Regions from separate parts of the Homo sapiens genome. Here region 1 is linked to region 2. Evidence: chromatin contacts called from ENCODE Hi-C or POLR2A ChIA-PET data. All regions are on one chromosome and are shown on one strand. The core of a region is the stretch at or near the end of the contact, and the rest is flanking DNA. Distances in the headings are between cores, read along the strand shown.

Region 1 (2,700 bases), core at 79-2,578, 67 kb before region 2:
GACGCTGAACACCAGTTAGGAATTAGGGAGCTAAAGTGGTCTTTGCAACAGGTAGCTTGACTAATAATGGTAGAGATGGAGAGATGTGGGATGTCTGAGAATATATAGGAAGTAAAATGGGCAGAATTTTGTAAAGAATTCAACATGGATAAGGAAGAGAAAGCTCTAAAGGCTGTTGCCTGAGCATTTGGCCACAATGCGATGTTGAGGGTGCCATTCGCTGCAGAAAAAAGCAGTGGAAGCCAACCAAGTTATGGGGGAAAAGCAAAAATTTCGTCTTGAACATATTGAGTTTGAGGTCCCTGTGAGTCATCCAAGGTGAAGGTCAAATAAGAGGTGGCTTCATAGGTCTGGAGCTCAGAACAGAGGTGGAAGCTGGAGATGTCAGTCTGGGCGTCAGGTTTGTATTGTTTGTATGGGTGGTGATTGAAGCTGTGGGCATAGGTAAGATCCCAAAGTGGAGACAGTGTGAGATGAGAGGAGGGCCTAGGACTAAGTCTGTGAGGATTCCAGACACTGAACCATGGTGTCTAAATGATACAGACGGGAATGGCCCTAGAAGCCAGCACCACAGCCTCATCACTACCAATACAGACCCCTCCTGCAGTTGCGTCACCCCGCTGGACTTCAATCATTGCCTCAAGAACCGGGAGGATAATGGCCTGCCCATGCTCAGCACCAATGCCATGAGCTGGAAGACGATTTCTGCAATGGAGAAAAGGGGAGCAAGAGAGACTCAGCAGCAAAGGAAGAGAGTGTTTAGAGGAAGAGGGGTCAACAGTGCCAAATGCTGTTGAGAAATGGAGATTCAAACAGGATGGGAGTGATGAAACCCAAGAAAGTGGTCTCCTTGTAGAGGACTGAAGCTAGGGCTGATACAGGGCCAAGACAGTCTTCCATATGCATAAGTTGTACTGTAATAGCCAGTTTACATGTCTGTCTCCCTGGAGTAAAGGTCTCCAAAGTGGAACTTGTCCACCCTGTTATCCTTAAAGTCTAGTGCAAGTCCTGGAACGTAGTGGACACTTAAATTTTACTGATTAGTGAATGGGTGAATGAATGAATGAATGAATGATGGCAAATGATTGGAAGCAGAGGAAGAATCTCTGGCATCTGCCTGGACTAGCTACTATCCTTCAGCTTTTTTTCTTTTTTACCGCAATGGCCCGCAGACCCAGGAAAGAGACGACAGAGCCCCCCTTCCCTCCCTCCCCTGGGCCCTGGCCCCCCTTCCTCTCTCTGACGAAGAGTCTGGACCGAAGGTTCTGCTGACGTGGGAAGGGGAGGAGAGTCTAGAGGAAGGGGAGGGGAAAGCAGCGCAGAGATCGCAGAGACCAAGGAGGCGCCCGCGGCTGCAGAGCTGCAGAGCGGGATCTCTTCGAGCTGTCTGTGTCCGGGCAGCCGGCGCGCAACTGAGCCAGAGGACAGCGCATCCTTTCGGCGCGGGCCGGCAGGGCCCCTGCGGTCGGCAAGCTGGCTCCCCGGGTGGCCACCGGGACCCCCGAGCCCAATGGCGGGGGCGGCGGCAAAATCGACAACACTGTAGAGATCACCCCCACCTCCAACGGAGTAAGTGCCCGAGCCCCAGGTGGCGACGCCATCCTCTCCCAGCACCCCCGCCCCCGCGGAGCGTCTGGCATTTTCCTCCTGCGCATCCCTCGCCCCTGACTGCCTTCCTAGCCCTCCCTCCCACCTGCCCCCTGCCCTTGCTCTGCGGTTTCCTCCGCTTCACCCTTCTCCTGCCACCCCCTGCCCCCCAACAGCAGGTCGGGACCCTCGGAGATGCGGTGCCCACGGAGCAGCTGCAGGGTGAGCGGGAGCGCGAGCGGGAGGGGGAGGGAGACGCGGGCGGCGACGGACTGGGCAGCAGCCTGTCGCTGGCCGTGCCCCCAGGCCCCCTCAGCTTTGAGGCGCTGCTCGCCCAGGTGGGGGCGCTGGGCGGCGGCCAGCAGCTGCAGCTCGGCCTCTGCTGCCTGCCGGTGCTCTTCGTGGCTCTGGGCATGGCCTCGGACCCCATCTTCACGCTGGCGCCCCCGCTGCATTGCCACTACGGGGCCTTCCCCCCTAATGCCTCTGGCTGGGAGCAGCCTCCCAATGCCAGCGGCGTCAGCGTCGCCAGCGCTGCCCTAGCAGCCAGCGCCGCCAGCCGTGTCGCCACCAGTACCGACCCCTCGTGCAGCGGCTTCGCCCCGCCGGACTTCAACCATTGCCTCAAGGATTGGGACTATAATGGCCTTCCTGTGCTCACCACCAACGCCATCGGCCAGGTGAGGCGGCCAGGCGGGCCGCGGGTCTGGGGGCGGGCAGAGAGCGGCGAGGGCGGGGCCTCACGCCCGCTGCACCCTTCTCACATCCCCAGTGGGATCTGGTGTGTGACCTGGGCTGGCAGGTGATCCTGGAGCAGATCCTCTTCATCTTGGGCTTTGCCTCCGGCTACCTGTTCCTGGGTTACCCCGCAGACAGGTGAGGGCTGTCGTGGGGGCAGGGCTGGTAGAAAGGAGGGGGTGCTAGGGAAGCTAACCCAAGCAGCGGGCGTTTACAGGAGGTCGAAGACGATTCGCTGGACTCTGCAGTCTTCTCTGGACTTCTATTCAATGGTCTATCCATGTCTCAACTTCACTCTCCATCAAGAAATACCCCTTCCCTACCTCTTCCGCGCAAGGGAATGACTCGACCTCTATGGACTATTAGTCCCATTCC
Region 2 (2,700 bases), core at 5-2,504:
ATGCCACCAAGTCCAGCTAATTTTTAAATTTTTCTGTAGAGACAGGGACTCGCTATGTTGCCCTTGCTGGTCTTGGATCCTAGCCTCAAGCAGTCCTCCCTCTTTGGCCTCCCAAAGCGTTGGGATTAGGTTTATGAGCCACTGCGCCCAGCCCATTTATCTTTTAAGGAATATAGCGACTCAGGCAAGAGACATAGAGGACTGTGTGCCCTATCCTGTTTTGTCTTCAAAGGATCTTTCCAGAGACGTCAGAGTCAGAGGCTTTGTGAAATTATGTTGCCAAACAGAATTGAGCAAGCCTGTCTTCTTACATTTGTTACTCTGTCTCACAGAAGATGGGGAATCCTAAAATACAAATTTTGGCCCATAACTTCATACTGTGTGGGATACTGCTTTGTTGAAGTCCATTTTATTGGCATCCCTTTCTTTTTGTAAGTTAAAAAAAATTTTTTTGAGACAAGGTCTCGCTATGTTGCCCAGACTGGCCTCGAACTCTTGAAATCAAGTCATTCTCCCACCTCAGTCTTCATCCCTTTCTAGCTAGCGAAAAACAAATACTATGGAGAGCTCCGCGTCCTCTTTTCTAGGGCAGGGAGGGGAGCCTGAGGGTCTGGTAGGTCCCAATGAGGTGACTGCTCCAGCACTTCGTCTTTGGGAACATCTGTCTGGTGCCAGTTTGACCCGGGGAACGGCCTAAGTCGCCCGCAGGCTCCTAAGGTCCTCGTCTTTCCGGGTGGCAAGACATCTGATCCCTCTCGAGAACAAGTTCCCAGTTGCTTTAGGCGCTTTGTTACAGCTGACGCTGCTGGTGGCGGTTGGGCTCTCGGCTGGGAAAGGCGCAGCTCGTTTGTATGGCTCCGGAGGGGGCACTGAAAAGGTCTTCCTGGAGGGCTTCCTTCAGAAGGAAACAAATTGGGAGTTGTTGGCGGTCCAGACAGTTCAGCAAAGTGCAGTATCCCTCCTTGGGGAATTTCGGAAGGATCCTGGTCCGGTGTATTCCAAAGGTCCGGCGCCGATAGGTCGACGGTAGGGGGAGGTACCATGCACTGCAGCTTGGCCCCAGGGGACATCTTCCCTGCCCCACGCATCCAATAGATGACCCCAGCTGAGGCCCACGCAGCCAATACCTGACTTCAGCCGAGACCCACGCAGCCAATGGCCAGCCCAGTGCGCTTCGCCCGTGCCCGCCCGCCTGCGCCTACCAATCAGGACTCGGGCCACCTTGGCACCGCCTCTGGACGCCCACCCCACCCATCCGCCCCGCCTCCAACTTGCTCGAGCAGGGCTGGGTAGACCGGCGCGCTCCCGGGGACGGTGGGGGGGGCAGTCCCGGTTTCGGCCATCGCTGGGGTGGGCTCGGAGCGGCCGCACCGGGCAGCAACCCCACTCCCACTCGGAGGCCCCCTGCCCTCTCCCCCACTTCCCCCCGGCCCATGGTGCGAGGCTGGGAGCCGCCGCCCGGGCTGGACTGCGGTGAGTGATCCCCAGCCCCTTGGACTTCCCCTCCCAGCTCGTGTACGGTCTCCCACCTCTGGAGCCCCATCCCCGCGCTGGTGGGGGGATAATTCTAGGTTCGAAGTGGCCCGGTTCTCTCTTTTTTCTCCTCTGGACTTTTCGGTTCCCTCCCCTGTTGTAACTAGGGGAGGGTGAGTGTCTGTGTAGGGGAGGGCAAGAAGGTTGGGTTGGGGCGCCCTTGGCGAGAGTAGGATTGAGATTCGCCTGCCTCATGGGGCTTATCGTCCCAAGTGCAATAACTTTTTGTTCCCTGACCCAGTTCGGAGCCTTCTGGACTGCCTGTGAAATGGAGGATAGGAGAAACATTTCCTTCCCAGGCCCCCCCGCCACACAAACCCCCAACCCCCACGGCTACCTCCTGGCGACCTCAACACACGTGCAGAACCTGGCCTTGCTTCTGGGGATCAGTGGCCTTTGGGAATGAAAGGTTTAGAAGAAACTGCCCCTCTGACTCCCGTACCCAGCCATACTAAGAGAACCAACCAGGAAACTGAGAACCTGAGTCCTCTGGGGTTCCTAGTGTTGCGTCCTATTCTGAGACTCCTAAACTGAAAGAAGACTCAAGCTGAGACCTGTTTGGTAATGTGGGCCCCTATCAGGAGATTTTTTTTTTTTTTGTCATGTGAACCTCCTTCCCATCATACACTTGAAGCCCTTTTATATTACATGATTCGGTTAGTTGGTAGTAATTGAAAAAGCCAGATTGGGAATTTTAAAGATAATGCATACATATCTTAAACATTATAATTAAAAGTATATCCATTTCACCAATCTTTTGATGTAGTGGTGAGACTGTTTTTGTGTCTAAGACTGCTGTTCAGAGTTCCCAATTCTCTTTCCAGTATTAACTACACAGGGAGTCTCAAACCTGGCTGTACCCTGAGAACTTTTAAAAACTTTGGATGCCTGGACCCCAGTACAGACTATTGAACCTGAATGGGAAGGAGGGTGGCCTGGTTTTTAAGCTTCCCAGGTAATTCTAGTGTGCAGTCTGAGAGCCACTCAGGCACTTTCATCATCTTTGGTTTCCCGTTTTGCTTTATTTAAAGTGAAGTATGAATTTAGACACTTCTGAGTGCAGAGTACTTTTGAGATTAAGTCCCACCGCTCAATCTTTTACAGTTGTCTTGCTCACTCCCAACTCAACAATTTTTAAAATGCATACTCTTCCTTGCGTTATGTCTC

What was found. A loop is a pair of places that touch in the nucleus more often than their neighbours do. ChIA-PET counts read pairs that join two places held with the same protein, here RNA polymerase II (POLR2A). Pooled maps may share reads with other maps.
Region 1: a pooled map shows a loop between it and region 2 (4-fold over the local background). The contact joins the promoter of SLC22A17 here to the promoter of HOMEZ in region 2. A Hi-C loop is called at or near these places in 2 of 168 maps with a recorded cell type or tissue (ascending aorta and breast epithelium) and 8 of 50 pooled maps. POLR2A ChIA-PET finds 5 or more read pairs at or near these places in 8 of 52 experiments (A673, H1, HepG2 and 4 more).

What each region holds. Positions count from the first base shown.
Region 1 is chr14:23,351,515-23,354,214 of GRCh38, reverse strand. SLC22A17 (solute carrier family 22 member 17) reads left to right here and starts at 1,328. Exons shown (of 10, transcript NM_016609.7): 1 at 1,328-1,569; 2 at 1,764-2,267; 3 at 2,360-2,463. The coding sequence starts at 1,474.
Region 2 is chr14:23,284,686-23,287,385 of GRCh38, reverse strand. HOMEZ (homeobox and leucine zipper encoding) reads left to right here and starts at 1,254. Exons shown (of 2, transcript NM_020834.3): 1 at 1,254-1,473. The coding sequence starts at 1,434. RefSeq lists an enhancer at 745-1,024 and a silencer at 1,115-1,524.